2 separate regions of the Homo sapiens genome follow, and region 1 is linked to region 2. A link is a loop called in an ENCODE intact Hi-C map of the cell type or tissue named here. Cell type or tissue: endothelial cell of umbilical vein. All regions are shown on one strand. Each heading gives the region's core, and the rest is flanking DNA. Links, peaks and the distances in the headings are about the cores only.

The links. A loop is a pair of places that touch in the nucleus more often than their neighbours do. Peaks named below come from ENCODE experiments on the same cell type or tissue, not always from the same donor. Only the 100,000 strongest peaks of a DNase experiment are listed, where the experiment ranks them.
Region 1: it touches region 2 in a loop (7-fold over the local background); 9 of 110 quality-filtered maps call a loop at or near these places.

Annotation. Positions count from the first base shown.
Region 1 is chr16:81,255,061-81,266,448 of GRCh38, forward strand. BCO1 (beta-carotene oxygenase 1) reads left to right here. Exons shown (of 11, transcript NM_017429.3): 3 at 4,616-4,745; 4 at 7,076-7,223; 5 at 9,580-9,727. Among named protein-coding and RNA genes, the nearest start is that of BCO1, 22 kb to the left of the region's middle. In endothelial cell of umbilical vein, for the core only: a CTCF peak has its summit at 6,189 (motif pointing right); no DNase peak of the experiment used is centred there; H3K27me3 peaks cover 140 bases.
Region 2 is chr16:81,361,650-81,373,037 of GRCh38, forward strand. GAN (gigaxonin) reads left to right here. Exons shown (of 11, transcript NM_022041.4): 6 at 850-962; 7 at 2,145-2,294; 8 at 3,325-3,461; 9 at 3,701-3,829. Among named protein-coding and RNA genes, the nearest start is that of MIR4720, 18 kb to the right of the region's middle. In endothelial cell of umbilical vein, for the core only: a CTCF peak has its summit at 4,885 (motif pointing right); DNase peaks (open chromatin) are centred at 4,882 and 6,372; H3K27ac peaks cover 758 bases.

The DNA.
Region 1 (11,388 bases), core at 2,034-10,033, 110 kb before region 2:
GCATGAGCCATTGCACCTGGCCCCAGGTCCTGTTTCTTGATCAGGATGTAGTTTGCGTGGGTAGCTCCCCTTTGTGAAACCTCAGCAGGCTGGATGTCATCAAGCTGCACATCTCTGTAGGAGTGATTTTAATTGGAAGGTGCAGACAGAACACTCAAACTGATTGTTCTTGCTGTGTTAGGATCTTGGTTAAGAGGGCCAGCTTTAGATGCCCATTGCTGGCCTTCGACTCCAGATTACCACTCGCTAGCTGTGTGGCTTAACACAAGCTGCTTAACCTCTCTGTGCCTCAATTTTATTAGCTGGGAAATAAGTCTGCAGGGCTGTGAGTACCCAAGCCCTTTGTACTTCATTTGGTAAAAAAGTTGGAACCTTTAAGCACTGTTTAGATCTTGCTTTATTTTGCTATTAATTAACAAATGACATTATGTTATTTTTTTTTATTTTTTATTTTTTTGAGATGGAGTCTCGCTCTGTTGCCCAGGCTGGAGTGCAGTGGCGTGATCTCAGCTCACTGCAACCTCTGCCTCCTGGGTTCGAGCGATTCTCCTGCCTCAGCCTCCCAAGTAGCTGGTAGCTGGGACTACAGGTGCCTCCCACCACACCCAGCTAATTTTTGTATTTTTAGTAGAGACAGGGTTTCACCGTATAGGCCAGGCTGGTCTCAAACTCCTGACCTTGTGATCCGCCTGCCTCAGCCTCCCAAAGTGCTGGGATTATAGGAGTGAGCCACCATGCCCAGCCTTTCTTTCTTTCTTTTTATTTATTTATTTATTTATCTTTGACATTGAGTCTCGCTCTGTTGCCCAGGCTGGACTTCAGTGGCACGATTTCGGCTCACTGCAAGCTCCGCCTCCCAGGTTCAAGCAATTGAACCTCCCGAGTAGCTGGGACCACAGGTGCCCAGTACCCCGGCTAATTTTTTTTGTATTTTTAGTAGAGATGGAGTTTCCCCATGTTGGCCAGGCTGGTCTTGAACTCCTGACCTCAAATGATCCACCTGCCTCTACCTCCCAAATTGCTAGGATTACAGGCATGAGGCACTGCGCATGGCCGATTTTTTTTTTTTTCCAGCGAATGCATTTCTGGTTGGAGTATTCTACTTGCTTCCAGTGTTGTGAGTATGAAACCAGATAACACACATCAAGTGCCCAGCACAGTGTTTAGCATGCTGGTGCTCAATCGATGCTGGCTGTTAGTACTAGTTTCCTTTTCCTAAGATATCAAAAGGCACTGGGCGAGAATTTCTTGGAAACATGTTTTCTCCTCTAAGCCCATCCTGTGGCAGTCAACATATGATGGGCGTTTCTGAGGTCAACTTTTTGCTTATTGGAATGCAATGTCACTGTGTCCCAGGCTTGGCTTTTCCGTGTGTTGTAATTGTAGCAACACTGGAAGCACATACTATACCACGAAAATGAAATGCGTTCTGTAAAAGGAAAAAATCTTAATGTCATTTGCGAATTAACAGCAAAATAAAATAAAACACTGCCTCTTTCAGGCCCCTCCCCGAGGTTTCAAACTGCCCAGGAAATAAAGTTCTCAGGGCTGGTGCGGTGGTTCATGCCTGTAATCCCAGCACTTTGGGAGGCCGAGGCAGGCAGTTCACCCGAGCTTAGGAGTTTGAGACCAGCCCGGCCAACAGAGTAAAACCTCGTCTCTACTAAAAATACAAAAATTAGTCGGACATGGTGGCACATGCCTGTAGTCCCAGCTATTTGGGAAGCTGAGGCAGGAGAATCGTTCGAACCTGAGACGTGGAGGTTACAGTGAGCCAAGATCGTACCACTGGACTCCAGCCTGGGCGACAGAGTGACTCCATCTCAAAAAAAGAAAAAAAAAAAGTTATCAGGCCTGCAAACCTAGTAGGACCCCTCAACCCATTTCCCAATTTCATTTCACTCCTGTCCTCCAAATCCCTCTCTAATGTTCCAGCCCAGCCGAACTCAACGCCTGCAAGAAGGGTTCTGCATTTTCCCAACTCCAGGCCTTTGCTTACAGACCTCTTAGCGGGTGAACAGGACAGCTCTGCCCTCTCTCCCCAGCATATTGCAGTCAAATTCTACTCATCCTTTAAGAGCTGTTTCATGCACCACCTCCTCCCTGAAGCTTCTCCTGACTTATTCCCAGCTGGGAAGGACCTCCTCTCACCCCTGCCCCAGGAGGAATCCATGGATGTGGGTTTTTTGTTGTTGTTGCGTTTTTTTGTTTATTTGTTTTTTGAGACGGGGTCTCGCTCTGTCGTCCAGGCTATAGGGCAGTGGCGCGATCTCGGCTCACTGCAGCCTCTGCCTCTTGGGTTCAGGCAATTCTGTCTCCTCAGCCTCCTGAGTAGCTGGGATTACAAGGGTGTGCCACCACACCCAGCTAATTTTTGCATTTTTAGTAGAGATGGGGTTTCACCATGTTGGCCAGGCTGGTCTCAAACTCCTGACCTCAGGTGATCCACCCACTTTGGCCTCCCAAAGTGCTGGGATTACAGGCGTGAGCCACCGCACCTGGCCTAGATGTGTTATTTTACATAGCAAAAGAAACTTCGCAGGCTAGGCAAACGCCTGTAATCCCAGCACTTTGGGAGGCCGAGGCAGGTGGGTCTCCTGTGGTCAGGAGTTCGAGACCAGTCTGACCAACATGGCAAAACCCTGTCTCTACTAAAAATATTTTAAAAATTAGCTGGGCATGGTGGCACATGCCTGTAATACCAGCTACTCGGGGAGGCTGAGGCAGGAGAATCTTTTGAACCAGAGAGGCTGAGCTTGCAGTGAGCCAAGATTCCACCATTGCACTCCAGCCTGGGTGACAGAGTGAGACTCCATCTCAAAAAAAAAAAAAAAAAGAGAGAGACTTTGTAGATGTGATTAGATGAAGGATCTTGAGATGGGGGAGGTGATCTGACATTAGGGATGGGCCCAGTGTAATCTCAAGAGAGAAGCAGGAGCGTCAGCCTCAGAGGAGATGTGATACCGGGACAGGAGACAGGGGTCACAGTGACGCAGCCATGACCAGGGAAGGCAGCAGCTTCTCAAAGCTAGAAAAATCAAGGAACAGACCTCCCCTGGAGCCTCCAAAAGGAACTAGCCCTGTGGACACCTTGATTTTAGCTCTGTAATCCCCATTTCAGACTTTCTTCCAAACTCTGAGATAATGACTGTATGTTGTGTGAAGCCACTAAGTGAGGGGTAAGTCGTTACAGCAGCCGTAGAAAACTAACACGGGTCTAGAACCATCTGGTATATTTTGAGGTTGGTCTCAATGGACTGGTCAAGAGATTTATGCCATGAGTTAGACTCTCTGCAGAATTTGGATGAATTAGACATTGAACACAGGTCTGACCCTCTATTGCTATGCAGGATTGGGCATCAGGTCACCTCCTGGTTGTGTTCAATATCAAACGTTACTCCAGGGAGACTGAAGTGATCAACTGGGCTTCTGGAGGCAGCGCTCCCAGGACTGAACGGGGCCCTGGGGAAAACCACCCCACATATGCAGCCTTCTAGATTAGTCCTCCAGCTCTGCTCCTTCCCTGGAGGGACACAAACAGGGTGGAAGGGATGACTGATTCTGGTCAGCACTCTCAGATGGGTGACCCTGGGCAAGGTGAAAGAATGTTTCTGAGCCTGAGTTCCTTCCTATGGAAAATGGAGCTAAGAACAGACATATTTTGCATTGACATATTTTGCATTATCACATTTTGCATTGCTATAAAGGAATACCCAAGACCGGGTAATTTATAAAGAAAAGAGGTTTATTTGGCTCACGGTTCTGCAGGCTGTACAGGAAGCAAGCCACCAGCATCTGTTTGGTTTCTGGCGAGGGCCTCAAAAAGCTTTGGCTCATGGCAGAAGGCAAAGGGGGAGCAGGCATGTCACATGGTGAAAGAGAGAGAGAGAGAGGAGGGAGGGATCTTTTAAACAACCAGATGTTGCATGAACTAATAGAGTGAGAACTCACTCATCACCAGAACAACACTAAGCCATTCATGAGGGACCCACCCCCATCACCCAGACACCTCCTCCTAGGCCCACCTGCAACATCACAGGCTTCAACATGAGATTTGCAAGGAACAAAACATTCAAACCGTAACACATACTTATCCAGCCATACTGTTGTGAGTCAGGAGTGAGAAAATGTGTGTCTAAAATTATATTCCAGGCCGGGCATGGTGGCTCACGCTTGTAATTTCAGCACTTTGGGAGGCTGAGGCGGGTGGATCACCTGAGGTCAGGAGTTCAAGACTAGCCTGGCCAACGTGGTGAAACCCCATCTCTACTAAAAATACAAAAATTTGCTGGTCGTGGTGGCGCATGCCTATAATCCTAGCCACTCAGGAGGCTGAGTCAGGAGAATCACTTGAACCCAGGAGGCGGAGGTTGCAGTGAGCCGAGATCGCACCATTATATTCCAGCCTGGGCAACAAGAGCAAAACTCAAAAAAATAATAATAATAAATAAAATTATATTTAAAATGCGAATTGTATCGGCCCTGTGTACTAAAGGAGCTTGTCCTAGTGAAATAACCACCTTCTTCTCCCAGTAAAACCCATACAAGGACTGACATTGATTTTAAAGCCCTGTGAAGGCGTCAGCCTGAGATTATGCTGGTTCTTCTCTTGCAGGTGAAGTCTATTACAGGAGCAAATACCTGAGAAGCGATACCTACAACACCAATATTGAGGCAAACAGGATTGTGGTGTCTGAGTTTGGAACAATGGCCTATCCGGACCCCTGCAAAAACATATTTTCCAAGTAACTGCCTATTTTAAATCTGAGCAAATTTCATGCTTTTTGCTATCCTTGATGGCTGAAATAACCAGCATTTGCTCCTCTGACAATTCTCTTTAGGGTAGATGAAAACTCCACATGACTGCCCTTTAACCAGAGGTGCTACACAGTTCTTGATCACTGATTGCCAGAGAGACTAAGAGCATTTGACAAATTATTAGAAGCCCTCCCACATGGCTGGTGGGAAAGCGATTTGGAATCATCTGTCAAAATTATAAATGCGTATTCCCTTCAGCCTAGAGATCTGCTTACTTGCATAGAAAATGACACATGCACCAGGTATTTGTCATTTATGGCTGCATCATTTGTTATAACAAGTAGCTGAAAACAACCCAAATGTTCATTAAAAGAGGACTGGTTAAATCCGTAACAGTAAAACTGTACGAGAAAATGCCATGTAGAAGTAAAAAGGAATGAGGATGTTCTCTTTGCACTCTACAGAAGCTTTTCCAAGATAGACTAAGTGGAAAAAAAAAAAAAAAGGAAGGTGTAGAAAGAGCATGTTATAAGCTGTACTTTGTGTGAAAAAGCAGTAAGAAATCTAAATTAAATTTTGCTTGTACATGCATAAAGAAACTAGGAAAGGATGCACAGGGGCAGATGGATGTTGAGGAGAGGGAGAGATTTTTTGCTGTATATATTTTATTTCATTTCATTTCATTTTATTCATTTATTTATTTATTTAAGATGGAGTTTCACTCTTCTTGTCCAAGCTGGAGTGCAATGGCGCAATCTCAGTTCACCGCAACCTCTGCCCCCCAGGTTCAAGTGATTCTCCTGCCTCAGCCTCCCAAGTAGCTGGGATTACAGGCACCCACCACCACGCCCGGCTAATTTTTATATTTTCAGTAGAGACGGGGTTTCACCATGTTGATCAGGCTGGTCTTGAACTCCTGATCTTAGGTGATCCACCCACCTTGGCATCCCAAAGTGCTAGGATTACAGGCATGAGCCACTGCGCCTGGCCACTGTATACATTTTAAATCATCTGGATTAGTATCCATATGAATGTGTTACATATCTGACAGTTAAATTCTTGGCCAGGGAATCAGGCCTGCCATCAGTATCTTCTTTCTGAAACTCTCTAGATGTAGAAGAGTTATGAAAGAGTTGAAGGGTGGACTGGCCCAGAGATGGAAGATTGCTTCTGCTTTTTTGAGAACTGAAGTCATCTCTCCCATTCCAGTATCCAGCTCTAGGGCTAGCTCAGAGCAAGCACTGAATTCACATTTGCAAATAGGAGGTGTGGAGTAGGAGCCAGTGAGAAAGGAGGAGGAAAGAGCAAAGGAATTTAAAACCACCATACTTACCTGGTAGGGGAGATAGCAGGATCACGAATTTGAAACCACGACCTGGAGGTCCTGGAACCAAGCCTCCTTTTTGTTCCAGTGTTTGCCAGTAGGAGGAGCACTCCCCAATACACCGATACAGGATTTGCCAATTTCATCACCCATAAACCCCTCTGGTTTTTCTTTCTTCTTGCTTTGAGTATACCTTCTGATCAAATGAGCTATGTGTTCTTAACTCATAATTAGTTTGTTTTCCTTTTTAAATTAAAAACTAATTTCCTGGATAAATTCGAGATAACCAGTGTGGACTCACATTCCTGGCAAAGCAGATATCAGCTACGTTGTTAGGCTTTGGGAGCCGTTACGGGTTCATATACGATTTCCGTAGAGCTTCTTGACATACTTTGGAACAGTATGTCTTGCTGGCTCTGATGTTAGAGACCTTTGGGTTTTGGGGAGCCCAGGAGGATCAGCTGGTGACCATGGCATTCCGGCCGACTCATTTCTTAGCTAACTCAACGTGGAGGTGTCTTTGGGGTGTCTGAGTTCTTAGGATTCCTCAGGTGACCCATTGGGACCCAGTTGCTTTTTCTTCCTTAGTTGAAGTAAAGCATTTTTTTTTTTTCTTTGAGACAGAGTCTCGCTCTTTCGCCCAGGCTGGAGTGTAGTGGCGCCATCTCGGTTCACTGCAAGCTCCGCCTCCCGGGTTCACGCCATTCTCCTGCCTCAGCCTCCCGAGTAGCTGGGACTACAGGCGCCTGCCACCACGCCCGGCTGATTTTTTGTATTTTTTAGTACAGACGGGGTTTCACCGTGTTGGCCAGGATGGTCTCAATCTCCTGACCTCGTGATCCACCTGCCTCGGCCTCCCACAGTGCTGGGATTACAGGCACCCGGCCGAAGTAAAGCATTTTTAAGTGGTAGGAAAACTAAAGCCATCAAGGATAGACTTCTCTGGCTGGGTGGACATAGCCACTGACTCTGTTGATTTGCTTTTCTCCCCAGAGCTTTCTCCTACTTGTCTCACACCATCCCCGATTTCACCGACAACTGCCTGATCAACATCATGAAGTGCGGAGAAGACTTCTACGCGACCTCAGAGACCAATTACATCAGGAAAATCAACCCACAGACTCTGGAAACCCTGGAGAAGGTATCAACACATATGTAACCAGCATCACTTCCTGACTCAAGAAAGGGAGAGTCGGCGACGGCCGGGGTGAGGTTGCTCAGCCTGCAAGCAGCTTACCAGGGGAGCCCCTCCTCTAACACCGTTGGATCCCGTGCCCTAGCGCCACACTTACTGCTAGATGCTAGGCAGGGACTGTGTTGTTTTTATCTTCGTGTCTGTATCAGTTTCCTGGGGCTGATGTAACCAAGTCCTACAAAAAAGATTGCTTTAAACAACAGAAATTGGCTGGGTGTGGTGACCTACACCTGTAATTCCAGCACTTTGGGAGGTCAAGGTGGGCAGATCACCTGAGGTCAGGAGTTTGAGACCAGCCTGGCCAACATGGTGAAACCCCATCTCTACCAAAAATACAAAAATTAGCCAGGCGTGGTGGCATGTGCCTGTAATCCCAGCTACTCTGAGGCTGAGGCAGGAGAATCGCTTGAACTCAGGAGGGGGAGGTTGCAGTGAGCCCAGATTGCACCACTGCACTCCAGCCTGCATGACAGAGTGAGACTCTGTCTCAAACAAAAACAAAAAAAAAAAAAAAAAAAACAAGACAAACAAATAAAAAAACAGAAATTTACTCTCTCACAGTTCTGGAGGTTAAAAGTCTGAAACCAAGGTGTCAGCCCGGCCATGCTCTCTCTGAAGACTCTAGAGGAGGGTCCTCCCTGGCCCCTTCCTGGCTTCTAGCGGTTGCCGGCAACCCCTGGTGTTCCTCAGCTTGTAGATGCATCCCTCCAGCCTCTGCCTCAGTCTTCACACTGCCTCTCCTTATGGGGCTATGTGTCCAAATGTTCTGCCTTTTTTTTTTTTTTTTTTTTGAAAAAGTGTCTTGCTCTGTCGCCCAGACTGGAGTGCAGTGGTGCGATCTCAGCTCACTGCAACCTCCGCCTCCTGGGTTCAAGCGATTCTTCTGCCTCAGCCTCCTGAGTAGCTGGGACTACAGGCACGTGCCACCACACTTCACTAATTTTTTGTATTTTTGGTACAGATGGGGTTTCACCGTGTTAGCCAGGCTGGTCTTGATCTCCTGACCTCATGATTGGCCCTCATGATTACAGGCGTGAGCCATTGCACCCAACCATGTTCTGCCTTTTATAGAGACACAAGTCATTGCATTAGGGCCCACCCCAGTGCAGTATGACCTCATCTTAACTTAATGACATCTATAAAGACCTTATTTCCAAGTAAGGTCACATTCACAGGTACCCAAGGTGAGGACTTCAACCTATCTTTTTTGCAAGACACAATTCAACCCATAACTCTGTTCATAATTCTTGGCACTGAGGGAGTTCACTGAGAATTTGAATGAATGACTGTTGAAATGCCTGCGATTCTCAGCAATCCTACCTTCTATTGACCTGAAGAGGGAGGCATTAGGCAAAAAGCTAGGGCACAAAAATCAGTGCCCAAGCACATACCTTTCCTGGGAAGAATCAAGTCAACATTTTGGTGGGAATCAATAGACCCACTTTCAATTTTCTCCAGCTGGCTGTTCAAAATTCCGATGTCTCTGCAATACGTTTTAACGATCTGTTAAAGAGATGAGGCTTTTCTTAGCTGTGAAATTATGTCCAGCTCCTTTTAAGCTAGACGGCATCGGTCCAACTGATGATGCTTTCCACAGGGCTACAGAGAGGAAATGCTGGAAGAGAAAGGAGTTATCTGACTCTGGGCTGGAGGTTGTGTTTTTCTAGGGGAGGAAGCGCAGACGGTTGGTCTGCGGCCACTCCATCATTCTGCAGCTGTGGACTGCAGAGTGAGGGTCATTATTCAGCTCGTTGATCAAACTTCACTTTGACCAAATGTTTTTGTAACCTCTCCATTCCCAGAATAATCGTCTAAGAGAGGCCTAGAGATTTATGCTTCTGTGCAATGCAAAAGGGCAGAATTTAAGCCAGAATGACAGAACTGTGGCCAAGATTAGCTCGAAGGCTACCTCTCTGCCCAGGTCATTGCTCAGAGCTTTCTGCAGTGAGGAATCTTGTTTCCATGTTGAGGATTCCAGCAAGGTCAGGCAACAGGATTGGAACGATAGCCACAGAAGCACACCAGCTCCCTAACTCCCCTGCAACCTATTAGCTGTCTGAGTCCCTCAAATCCCCATGTGAGGTTGTATAAGGTCACAAGAGTGAAAGTCTTCTTTAAAAGCAAATTCTGTATCGTTTTCAGATCAACAGAGTGCAAAAATATCCCTCATCTCTCTGAACCTAGAATCAGTCACGTTTTCATAGGACTTCAACCTTTCTCCTTTGAAAAACCAGATGATGTCATATCTTGCAGGTTGATTATCGTAAATACTTTAAAAAACAGGAGGTGTCATATCTTGCAGGTTGATTATCGTAAATACGTGGCGGTAAATCTGGCAACGTCACATCCCCATTATGATGAGGCTGGAAATGTTCTAAACATGGGCACATCCATTGTGGAAAAGGGGAAGACAAAGTATGTGATTTTTAAGATCCCTGCCACAGTACCAGGTAGGCCACTCTGGGGAATTGAATAAAACACAAACAACCAAGTGTGGCTTCTTCTGAAGAGTTCTGTTTTTCGTTGATGACACAAGATCCAGTGTGGTACTTTCTCCCGTAGATTATTGAGGTGGACCATGAAGTCAGTACTTTCCTTTAGAAGAGAAGAGGAGATGCTGGGATTCCTCTTGGAAGAAAGAAATCCCTTTACTATTCTAATTTCCTTTTATTTAGGCTCCAGTTTATTATTTTATTAATTTATCTACCCATCTACCATCCATCCATCCATCATCTATTTACCATCCAACCATTCCTTCATCTACCATCCATCCATTCATGCATCTACTCACCGTCCATCTATCCACCATTCATTCAGCTACTCACTATCCATCCACCCACCTACCCACCATTCATCCACCTATCCATCACCCATCCACCATCCGTCCACCCATCCACCTATCCACCCCTTATCTAGCCAGCCACTCACCATCCATCCATTCATCCATTCACCCACCTACCCATCCACCCACACACCATCCCTCCATCCATCCATCTACCCACTATCCATCTACCCACCCATCCACCCATCCACCCACCATGAATCCATTCAACCATCTACCCATTCTCCCATCCATCCACCCATCCACCATCCATCCATTCATCCATCCACCCACCACCCATCCACCATCTATCTACCCACCCACCCGCCCACCCATCATGAATCCATTTATCCATCTACCCATTCTCCCATCCATCAACCCATTCACTTACCCACCATCCATCCATCCATTGAGCTTCCCACCCACCCATCCATCCATCATTCATCCATCCATCCACCCACCCATCCACCATCCATCCATTCATCCATCCACCCACACACCATCTACCCATCCATCCGTCCACCCACCATCCATCCACCATCCATCTACCTACCCATCCACCCACCCACCATGAATCCATTCATCCATCTACATGTTCTGCCATCCATCCACTCATCCACTTATCCACCATCCATCCATTGAGCCACCCACCTGCCCATCCATCCATCATTCATCCATCTACCCACCATCTATACACCCACCATTCATCCATCTATCCATCTACCATCCATCCATCCACCCACCCAACATCCATCTACCATGTGCATCTACCACCCATCTATTCACTCACCATCCTTCCATCCACCATCTATCCATCCACCCACCATCCATCTGTCTACTATCCACCGATTCATGCATGCACCCACCCACCCACCTATCGATTCATCCTTCCATCCATTCAGTTTTTCAGTCTCCTGACAAAACTTTCTATGACAAGGTTATGCCACCTACTTTCATTCCTAGCCCCTGCAGCCAAGTTTCCAGGGCTGTTTAGGGAGCTCAGTCCTGCTGGGATCCACTCCAGATCCCTGCCCTGTTCTCCAGGCCTTCTGGACCTTCTCCATGTGGGGCTGGGATCTTGGAGCAAAGCCCAGGCTGACTGTGATTGCATGATCCTGAGGGGGAGGAGGCGGAGGCTCTTAGCCCATGTTTGTCCAGGACCCTCCTGGGAACCACACCCAGGAGACCTAGGCCTGTGAGGACAGCTGACAGGACTCAGGAGACAGTGCAGAACTACAACGGTGCTTCCTCTGACCTTCTAGTTTAAAAAAAACTAGTTTCTGCCTGTGA
Region 2 (11,388 bases), core at 1,771-9,770:
GTTTTGCCTTGTTATCTTGTTGGCTTCTCCTCTTCTAAGAAGATTATTATTGTTGTTATTTTTGAAACAAGATCTCACTTCGTTGCCCAGGCTGGAGTACAATGGCATGATCACAGCCCACTTCAGCTTCACACTCCTGGGCTCAAGCGATCCTCCCATTTCAGCCTCCTGAGTAGTTGAGACTATAGACAAATACCACAATGCCCGGCTAATTTCATTATTTTTTGTAGAGATGAAGTCTTGCTGTGTTGCCTCCTATGAACCTCCTGGGCTCAAGCAGTCCTTGTAGCTTGGCTTCCAAAAGTGCTGAGCCACCACCACCCGGCTAAGATTATTTTTTAAATGTTTTATCCAGCAAATTGTTTTTTGCAGAAGAATAACCTAATACGCCATTACATGAAATCGGAAGTTCAGTTGCTCTTAGATCCTGTTTTGAATAGAAAGTGCACACGGATGCCTCAGATCTGGGTATTCCTGGGGTCTAGAATGAACAGATGTGCGCTGCGGTGCAAAAGTTGTATGAGAATCCCAGAGGCTGAGAGGGAACAGAAGAGATGAATTGAGATGGCCCAGAGTTGCCTGGTGACTGAGCGGGTGACGCCAGGCTTCCTTTTTCATTGTAGGGTGGTGGAAATCCCCTCAAAGACAGTAATGAGTAAAGCAAAATGGTCAAAGTGATGGTTTGGCTCCATCACCAAGGATCCAATGGGATGTGATAAAAGCCCTGAATCCAAAGAGAACATTGTTGTCATCAGAGAGTTTCTTCAGATGCTGTTTCTATATATGCTGTGGCGTTTATGGGTGTTGAAGACTCACATTTCATATTTGTGTTTCCTTTGATCTTTGCAGAAGGATTTTTGTTTGTATTCGGGGGCCAAGATGAAAATAAGCAGACTCTTAGCTCAGGAGAAAAGTATGATCCAGATGCAAATACATGGACAGCATTGCCACCTATGAACGAGGTAAAACACTAGTTGGTTGGTTTGTTTGATGTGTTTCTCTTTCCCCTTAGCGCTTCTGTTTGTTTTGTGTCTGAGTTCAGGGAAGAAACGGCAGCCTTGTCAAGCCACCTGCCTCATTCGCTCCAACCTCTCCTTCTAGTGCCCGGCTCTCCTCCCCTTCCTGGCCCTCACTCCTTCTGGCCTCCATGAGTTTCTGAAATCTTCCAGGAATGCCCTCACCCCAGCCTTCACATTTATCCTGCCCTGTGCAGATGCCAGCGTGGCCTGCCCCCTCCTCGCAGCACCTTCTCAGCGGGCCTCCCTCCTGCCTCTTAGCTTTCCTGTCCCCGTCTTCGTACGACGTCTCACCATCTCACGGACCAGGCATTTAAAGTTTTTCACATAAGCTCTTTGATGGCAGAGAATTACATGTGTTCTGGTCAGTATTTCATTTTCAGCACTAGAATCGTGCTTGGCACGTAGGGTTTACTACATAAATATTCATTGACAAACGGACATGAAACACCTAGGGCTTCTATGATCCCAAATAGCCTTGGCCTGACCCTGTCCTCCACAGCCCTTTCTGCCATAGTTTATACTAGCCTTTCCCACGTCAACTTGAAAACACTGCCCTTTGTTATGCAAAAATAATTGTATTGAACCAGAGGTAACAGTTCATTTTCTTGTTGTGAGCTATTATGGGTTAAAAAGTGAGGATTTTCTGATGAACTCACCATGTATTTCTTAAGTTTGTTTTGAGAAGTGGCTTTGGCCTCTCTGGCTGTTGTGCTGGAAGAGTGGGCTGTTAGGGAAGCCAGAAATCTTTAAGAAGCATTACCGGAGAAATGGTTTTGAACGTGGTACTTCCATGCTGGAACACTGGGAAAAAAGATTTCTCTAATTTTTAAAAATAGTTTCAACTTTTATTTTAGACTCGGGGATACATGTGCAGGTTTGTTATGTGTGTATATTGCATAATGCTGAGGTTTGCAGTAAGATTAATCCAGTCTCCCAGGTACCAAGCGTCGTACCCAATAGTTAGTGTTTCAGCCCTTGCTCCTCTCCCTGTCTCCTTGCTCTAGGAGTCCCCATTGTCTATTTTTGCCATCTTTATGTTTCTCTAATTTTTATTAAGTGTATGAATATCAGCTTTCAATATGATCATTGGCCTTGTGTGTTCAGGGATCGCTAATGTAATTTCAGGCAAGACATAACTTCGGAATTGTGGAGATAGATGGGATGCTGTACATTTTGGGAGGAGAGGATGGTGAAAAGGAGCTGATTTCCATGGAGTGTTACGATATTTATTCTAAAACCTGGACAAAGCAACCTGATTTGACCATGGTCAGAAAGGTGAGGACTGCATTTTGTGATAACTAGTCTGTGTACACATTGGATTTTAAACTTAATGTGTCTTCATATCCTGAATAAACCTTTAATATAACTGATGGTGTTAAAAGAATTAACTTTATAGAACTCTCTTTATCGGTAGTTTGCCTTCACTGTCATCAGCCACACACCAAGATAGGAAAGTGAGCGTGTGTGAGAGTTTATCCTGCTTGTGGGCCCTGTGCAGCACCGCTGTGTGTCAAGCTCCACATTTGAGTGTGCAAATGGTGCAGCAGCCACATCTTCCCAACCTATTTTCTTTCTGTCTTTCCCTCTCTTACTCTCTCTCTCTCTTTCCTTTTGTTGTTGAGAGAGGGTCTTACTCTGTTGCCCAGATTAGAGTGCGGTGGCGCCATCTTGGCTCACTGCAACCTCTTTCTGCCTCAAGCAATCCTCCCACCTCAGCCTACTGAATAGCTGGGACTACAGGTGTGCACCACCACACCCAGCTAATTTTTGTTTTTTTAAGTAGAGATAGGGTTTCACTATGTTGCCCCGGCTGGTCTTGAACTCTTAGGCTGAAGCGATCCCCCATCTCTACAAAAAAGTTTTAAATAAAGTTAGCCGGGCACAGTGCTGTGCACCTGTAGTCCCAGCTACCCAGGAGGCTGAGGCGGAAGGATCTGTTGAGCCCAGGAGTTTGAAGCTGCAGTGAACTATGATGGCACCACTGCACTCCAGCCAAGGCAACTGAACGAGACCCTGTCTCTAATAAATAAATAAATAAAAATGAGGCTTTTGAACTTCTTTCAGTTAGTGAAATAGTATCAGTTGGAGTAAGAGCTCCTTTTCTGAAGATTAAGAATATGTGTCTTACTTTGCTCTTCTCATTTTAAAGTCCGGTGTTGTAATACTGAAAAGCACCATCGTTTTACGGTTAGAAATCAAACCCCTTCCTAAATCTCTTTAAGTATGGCCCAGACAGTTTAATATCTGTTCACCTGACCTGAATGAGAAATGTTGCCTCTCCCCCACCATTGTTCTCTGCTTTCAGATCGGCTGCTATGCAGCTATGAAAAAGAAAATCTACGCCATGGGTGGAGGCTCCTACGGAAAGCTTTTTGAGTCTGTAGAGTGTTATGATCCCAGGACCCAGCAGTGGACTGCCATATGTCCACTAAAAGAGAGGAGGTACGTGGCTGTGGGGTGGACTTTGTAGATTCCCTTGCTGTTCACTGGGTCTGGAGCCCCTTACCCTGCCTGGCTTTTGTTCTTTTCTTTCAGAGTAACCTTTTCTTTGACTTGGCATTTCCTGAGAAAGGAAGGCCCACGTAGTAATGCTGCAGAGTTAAACCAGCATAAGAGGAACGCGGGAGTGAGATCTCGCATTGTACAGCTTGTGCCTGATAACGCTGTGTGTGGCCTTTCAGGTTTGGAGCGGTGGCCTGTGGAGTTGCTATGGAGCTGTATGTGTTTGGGGGAGTCCGAAGTCGTGAGGACGCCCAGGGTAGCGAGATGGTAACTTGCAAGTCCGAGTTCTACCATGATGAGTTTAAAAGGTAACTAAGAATGGTTTCACATAGCTACTGCAACTTTTTCTTTGTGCTTTCAGTCGTATTTTAGCTTTGTTTAGTTTTGTTTTCAGTCACTTTATTAAATTATGGATTTAGGAGATAACGTCTCATGCATACTAGATATTTATTCAGTGACTTCACAAGTGCTAGTAACTTAAAATGTCTGCAAATAGAAAATATCTCTAATATGTAGATGAGATCTTGACGCTTAGTTGCTTAAAATCATTTATTGGCTCCCTATAGCTTTTAGGAAAAAGTTTAAAACTCCTTAACTTGTTGGGCATGGTGGCTCACACCTGTAGTCTCAACATTTAGGGAGGTAGAAACTGAAGATTGCTTGAGCCCAGGAGTTAGAGATTTGCCTGGGCCACATAACAAGACCCTGTTCTCCAAAGAAAAATAAATAAACTCCTTAACTTAGCATATATAGCCTTTTGTGATATGGCCTTTGCTTTTTCTGCTACTGACCCAGATACTTTATACCGAGCCACTTTCCCCTGCAAACATGTGTGGTTGTCTCAGCTCTGTTCGTATTGCTGCTACTTGCCTAAAAGCTCCCTTCCCGCTGTCCATCCAGTTAGCTTGGCCTTTTTCAAAACTGCTTAGTTATCAAAACCTAGAGAAAGCCTTCTCATGCCTCCTAGTCTGATTTTTTATCCCTTCATCTATGATTCCATGCCCTCCAGACAAGTCTCTGGGGTTGTAGCTGTTAACTGCAAGCAACTTCAGGGCAAGGTCCACCTTCGTCAGCTCTGTATCCTGGCTTCCAGCATCCTACCTGTCTGTATCAGATGCTTAGTAAAATGTTGATTAAGTGGCTGAGGCTTGATTTCTGAGATTCTTAAAACCTCTGACAAGTGCCACGTATGTCTTGTAGGGTAGATAACATCCTTCTCGATGTCTTCTCTCTTTCCTCACACATTTTATTGTTGTAACCACTGAGCAGTATTCTTATTGCAGTAATATGTTTAAATCCTAAGGGGAAATTGCTGTGCTAAACGTAATTTTATTAGAGTAGTTCAGTCGTGCTACCAGAAGAGGGTGCCATAACATAATGTTTAATTTCATGCTGTTTTAGATGAGGGCACGCAGTGAGCAGTTACAAAGATGCTGCAAATGCATGTAAATGCTGCCTAACATGTATTTTAAATTTAGGGTATTTGCATAGCCTTTTTTTTCAATTACAGGAATAGACTATCTTAGGAAAATTTATTAGAGAGCAGTTTAGAGAATACTTGCTGTGGTAGGGGCAGATTTTCAGACTTCTCTACATTTTTCCTTCCTTGATACATGACTGGGAGGGCTGATTGCCCAAGGGATGAAGTCTTTTTTTTTCTTTCTTTCTTTTTTGGAGACAGTCTCGCTCTGTCGCCCGGGCTAGAGTGCAGTGGCGTGATCTCGGCTTACTGCACCATCTGCCTCCCGGGTTCAAGCGATTCTTCCACCTCGGCCTCCCAAGTAGCTGGGACTACAGGCGCATGCCACCATGCCTGGCTAATTTTTGTATTTTTAGTAGAGGCAGGGTTTCACTATGTTTTCCAGGTTGGTCTCGAACTCCTGACTTAATGATCCGCCCGCCTCAGCCTCTCAAAGTGCTGGGATTACAGGCATGAGCCACCGCACCTGGCCTATCAGGTTGTTACATATTTGTACTGGATAAGCTTTTAATATAACTATCACTTGCTTTAAGTTCATAATAATTAAACGTAAGACTGTGGTTCCTTCTTTGCTGTTTAAAAGCACTTCTCGCCAGGTGCACTGGCTCCAGGCTATAATCCCAACACTTTGGGAGGCCGACGCGGGCAGATCACTTGAGGCCAGGAGTTCAAAACCAGCCCGGCCAACATGGTGAAACCCTGTCTCTACTAAAAGTACAAAAAAAAAAATTAGCCAGGCATAGTGGCACGTGTCTGTAGTCCTGGCTGCTCAGAAGGCTGAGGCATGAGAATTGGTTGAACCCAGGAGGTGGAGTGTGCAGTGAGCCGAGATTGTGTCACTGCACTCCAGCCTGGGCAACAAAGCGAGACCCTGTCTCTAAATAAATAAGAGCACTTCCAAATAAAATTAATGTATATTCAGTTCCTTATTTCTAAGCTCTCTGATGTTTGTAAATAGAATGAAGAAAGCTGTTAATTTATCTTACCAATATAAGATTCTAACATGTTTAGATAACATTAAACACACATATAACACCAAATGCCATGTATTTAATCTTCAAAACAGCACTCTGAAGCGCATGTAGGTACTGTTACTATTCCTATTTTCCATATGAGGAAAGGGTGAGCGGTGTGCCCACAGACACACAAGGAGCAAGAAGCTGAGGTGGGATCTGAACTCAGGCGTTCTGGCCCCAGAGTCCACCTTTTCAACTACCACGCTAGATTGACTTAAAAATATAGGCTTTCCTATAACTATCGATAGAACAAAATAACATGTAGGAGTAGTTTATTTCTTAAAAGATCAGACGCAAATGTGTTATATTGGCATAGTGTGGAAACTGTAGTTGCCGGATGAGCAGTCCATATTTGATTGGAGACCATGTCGATTGTTTTTAAGTAATCTCTTGTCTTTCCTGTCTTTGTTCCCTATTTTTAGGTTAAAACTTTCTGGGAAAAAAGCCATATCTTATTCTTTTCTGTTTTTCTGAATAAAAGCAAAACTGCTTGAAAGGAAAGCAAAGAAATTGCCATAAAGTATTACCAAGCCAGAGCAACAGCTTCATATACCCAGAATGACGGTTTCTCTATTTCTGTTCCTTGTGTCCATATTCTGTTAGTAACACTACTATCCTCCCAGTCATCCATGTTCAAAAAAGGGTCATCTTGGCTGGCACAGTGGCTGACACCTATAATCCCAGAACTCTGGGAGACCCAGGTGGTAGGATCCCTTGAGCCCAGGAGTTCAAGACAACCCTGAGTAACATAGTGAGACCTTGTCTCTATGAATTTTGAAAAAATTCAAAAATGAGCTGAACATGGTAGTCCACGCCTGTGGTCCCAGCTACTTGGAAGGCTGAGGCAGAAGGATCACTTGAGCCTGGGAAGTGGTGGAAGCTGCAGTAGACCATGATCGTGCCACTACACTCCATCCTGAGTGCCAGAGCAAGACCCTGTCTCAGAAAAGGGAATCATCTTGAATTCTGTCTTGTACTTTGCAACTCATCAGTTGCCAGGTCTGGTCCTTTTTTAAATCTTGGTAGCATTTTTCACATTTCCCACCTTCCCTGCCCCGCTGCTACCCTCACAGTTATTCCTGCATCTGTGTAGTGTCATTAGCCTCTGGCCAGCCTTGCCAGTGCAGTTACTTATTTGTGGTTTTGAAAGATGAACCTGACAAAAATCAGCCAGGCATAGTGGCACATACCTTTTTGCTCAGAGTTTTTGATTGCCCTTCTCAGAATTCTTGACTGTTTCCCACTGCTTACTAAACAAAGGTAATAGTTCTTAGCCACCTACTCAGGGTTCTCCATGATTTGAGGTTAAGAAAAAGTTTCACCCTTTTTTAGTATCTTTCTTTCACATATCGTATACTCCAGCTCACTTTTTAAATCCTCTTGTGTTTTACTGCCTCCGTGCATTCGCTTAGCCTAGATGCCCCTCTACTTTAATTTTTTACAGTATATAAGTTAAATTAACTGTTCTTTGAAGTTGAGATCTGTCAGTTTCCTCTTTTGATTCCTGAATATATAACTAGAATAGACATACTTGACAACTGGCAAAATCACCATGCTGGTTCTCTGACACATGGATTGGGAGCCACCATGACAACAAGGGCTAAGTGGAAGTCCCCGGAGCTCTGCTTCCCTACCAAAATAGAAAACCAGAAACAATACTGCATCCTGGGTGAATCTGCAAAAACCATGCCACCATGAAAGAGTAGAAAATGCAGGAGAGGTGATGCCTATCACATCCCCACTTAATTCACCTAGAAAAAGTAGAAAAGTAAAGTGGATCTCGGAAAATCTTGGAAAATTTTTATTTCAAACATGTTATCAATTTTAAAATGTTTGTGTAGCTTGTTTTTAGGTTTTCCTTTTACTTTGGGTTTCTTTTACTCTTTTCTAGCTTCTTTGGGTAGAATTCTACATTACTCATGGTAGATCTTTTGCTTTTTTTTGAGACGGAGTCTCACTCTGTTGCCCAGGCTGGAGTGCAGTGGCGTGATCTCGGCTCACTGCAAGCTCCACCTGCCGGGTTCACACCATTCTCCTGCCTCAGCCTCCTGAGTAGCTGGGACTACAGGCGCCCGCCACCGCGCCCAGCTAATTTTTAGTAGAGGCAGGGTTTCACCGTGGTCTCGATCTCCTGACCTCTTGATCTGCCCGCCTCGGCCTCCCAAAGTGCTGGGATTACAGGCATGAGCCACCGCGCCCAGCCGATGTTTTGCTTTTTTAATGCACACAGAGAAAGTTTTCATAAACTTAATCAGGTGATCATACTGATCCCAAATTCTTTCCCAGACGTAATATCCTCACACAAATGTTGTATCTTTATGAGGCACAGTTCCCAACCTTAGTATGGCAGCCGTTGACATAGCTAATGTATTTTCTTCATACCAATTTGCAAGGGTCACCAGAAGCAGTTTGCTTTTACTTGTCAGGGGCAACAGTATGCCTCCACAGCCTTGCCTCAGGGCTGTATCAACTAATATATAATGGGCTAATGTCGGCTGTATATTAGTCCACAGAGATTTTAATCATCATGATGTTCCACAAAACATCTCACTGGTCTACCCCACTGACCACATTGTGCTGTTTGTATCTTATGGTTAGGAAGAAACAGGTACTTTCAGATGCCTTTGTAAGACGTGTGAACTAGAGGATAAAAGATGAACCCCACCCCCAACCACATCTGTTTCAGTCATGGTCCAGTCAAGTGGCAAAAACCACACCAGTCTTTTGAACAGGGAAAATGTAATATATGTAATTACCACTAGTAAGAGACAGCTGCTAAAAGTGGGAAAAGAGGACTCTGAAAACTGTAGAAATAGCTAATGTAGGAAGCACAGCTGCTACCTTTAGGGCAGAGGGAAAACACCCAAGGAAGGAACAAATCAGGAAGTATTTTCCCCATCCCACAGGGCTGAGATTCATCCCATTGGAAGTGTGTGTGCTGAGGCCGCTGGAGAGTGTGCACCCCTGGTCTCCTGCATGCTGGTAGGAGCAAGCACAGGAGGAGTGAGAGGAAGGCAGCCGACAGCGGCATAGTGGCCCTTTGGCCCCTGGCCTTGCCAGTCTGCACCCTCTGTGAACAAAAGACCAGCTTCTACACTGGGTTCATTTCTCCCTAGTATTTTCTGTTTCATTGATTCCTACACTCATCTATATTACTTCCATCCTTTTACTTACTTTGGGTTTCTTTTACTCTTTTCTAGCTTCTTCAGGTAGAATTCTAGATTACTTATGGTAGATCTTTTGCTTTTCTAAGGCACACCATGAAAGCCTTCAACTTTCCACAGAGCACCACTCTAGCTGGACATGCTGATATGTTTTATTTTCATGACCATTCAGTCTGCAGTATCATTTTTCCTTCTTCAGATTGGATGGTTTCTGTTGCTCTGTCTTGTTTGCTGCTGCTTTCTTTTGTTATTTCCATCCAGTGAATTTTTTATTTCAAATTTATGTTAGTTATTTATTTATGTTAGTAATTCTAAAATGTTTGTGTACTTTGTTTTTAGGTTTTTAAATTTTCTGTGCTGAAATTTCCTATCTTTCCATCACAAGCATATTTTCCTTTCCCTTACTGAGCATCACTGTGGTAGTTGTGTTCAAGTCCTTGCCTGTTAATTCCAGTATCTGAGTCATCTCAAGAGTTGGCGTCTATTGATTGTTTGCTCCCTTGAGAAATGGGTTCTAATTTTTCTGGCTCTTCTTCTGTTGAGGAGTTCTGGACTGAATCCTGGATATGGTTACTATTATGTTTTTGAAGCTTTGAATTTTCTTATATTGCTTTAGAGTGTTGCTCTGAGTTTTAGTCAGCAATTGACTTGGTTAGACTTAAATTGCAAGCTGTGCCACCTGCCATGGGTGGCAGCTGAAATCTCAGTCCAGTTCTCGAAGCCTCGGTCATAAGCATAGATGGTTCCAGGGTTAGTTGAAGACTTGAGATGAGTGGATGCGCACAAATTGAGGGGTGCTTCTCTACCTCTCCTCTTTCTCAGGTTCTCCACCACACTTTGGAGATCCTGGTTGCCCCAAGACCCCTTTTCCTGATTGCTGAGTCCTGTAGCCAGAAAGATGGCCATATTTTCTCTAGGGGTTTAGCTATCCAGAGCTGCCCCAGTGAGGCTGCCTTCAGAGAAAGCTACCAAGAAACAGGAAACTTAGTCCATATGGGTTGCTTGCTCAATTAACTTTCCATTTCTTTCCAGAATCTACCTGCTTTTCTTCAGTTTCCAGAGTGCTCAGGTAGTTGTAGTTTGTCCAGAGTTTACGGCTGACACTTGGAGCAACTGAGGAGCCATTTGTTAAGAGTTACTTCTGCCATACTGGAAGCAGACGCCTCACTACAGCTCTCTTTTTCTTTCCTCCTCTCCTTTCTCCTCAATTGATTGCCCTCTTTTCCTCTATAGCTCTCTTCCTCTCTCCTTTCCTGTCATTCCCCTTCTACTTCCCTGTCTCTGAAGTTCACTGTTGTAATCCATGCTGTATTTTAAAGCTTCAGACTCAGGGCAGTCTTAATTCTGAGTTACCAGAGGGTGCATCATTATAGCCCCCATGTACTGACAAGCCCGTTTGAAAACATTATAACTGAAGACATGATATTGCCTTGTTCATTGCAAAAATTAGTATCGTTTAATGATACCTTGTAAGTACTAGAAACTATGCAAAATACTTTACATTGATATTCATTTCATCCTCACAACAGTCATTTGAGGTTGTTGATGGTATCTGGTATCTCACTCGACAGATGAGGAAGCAGGCTAGGATAGCTAAATTGTTCAGGGTCGGTGAGATGATAAATGACATGTAAAACCTCATGGCCTTTTATACCTGTTTTATAAGCAGCAACACCTGAAGATGTGATTCAGTTAAATTTTCAAATTAGTTCTGTTTCATTTGAAGCCTTGTCTTTACCTAAAATAGATCACCTACGCGTATTTTTCTGAAACCCAGGAACTGAATCATTGATGTGCTTGGGACAAAACCTGGTAGATCATCTATGTAGTCCAGTTTCTTAGGTTAATACAGTCATTCCGGGGATGAACTATGTTGGTTGGTTTCATTCAGAATCTGGGAAGAACTTAAATGCCGAGATGTAGTTATTTATGTTTAGGCCTGAAGACGTGAAATGTGAATAAACCAGTATTGTAGTTTGATGTTTTTCAAACATTATCTTTCAAAGGTGTGTTCAGGGCCTCCATTTTCACTTTCAGCACAAGCTTTTAGATTTTTCCCTTTTCCATTTTATTGGAGGCATTTGGGAGGCAGGGGCCAAAATCTGTATCCCAGTCCCAGCAGACTACCTGACACCCATCAACATTCAGATGTTAGTTGAATCAAATGTAGATGAACGGCTTTAGAAACATGGTGCTTAGCTTTGTTT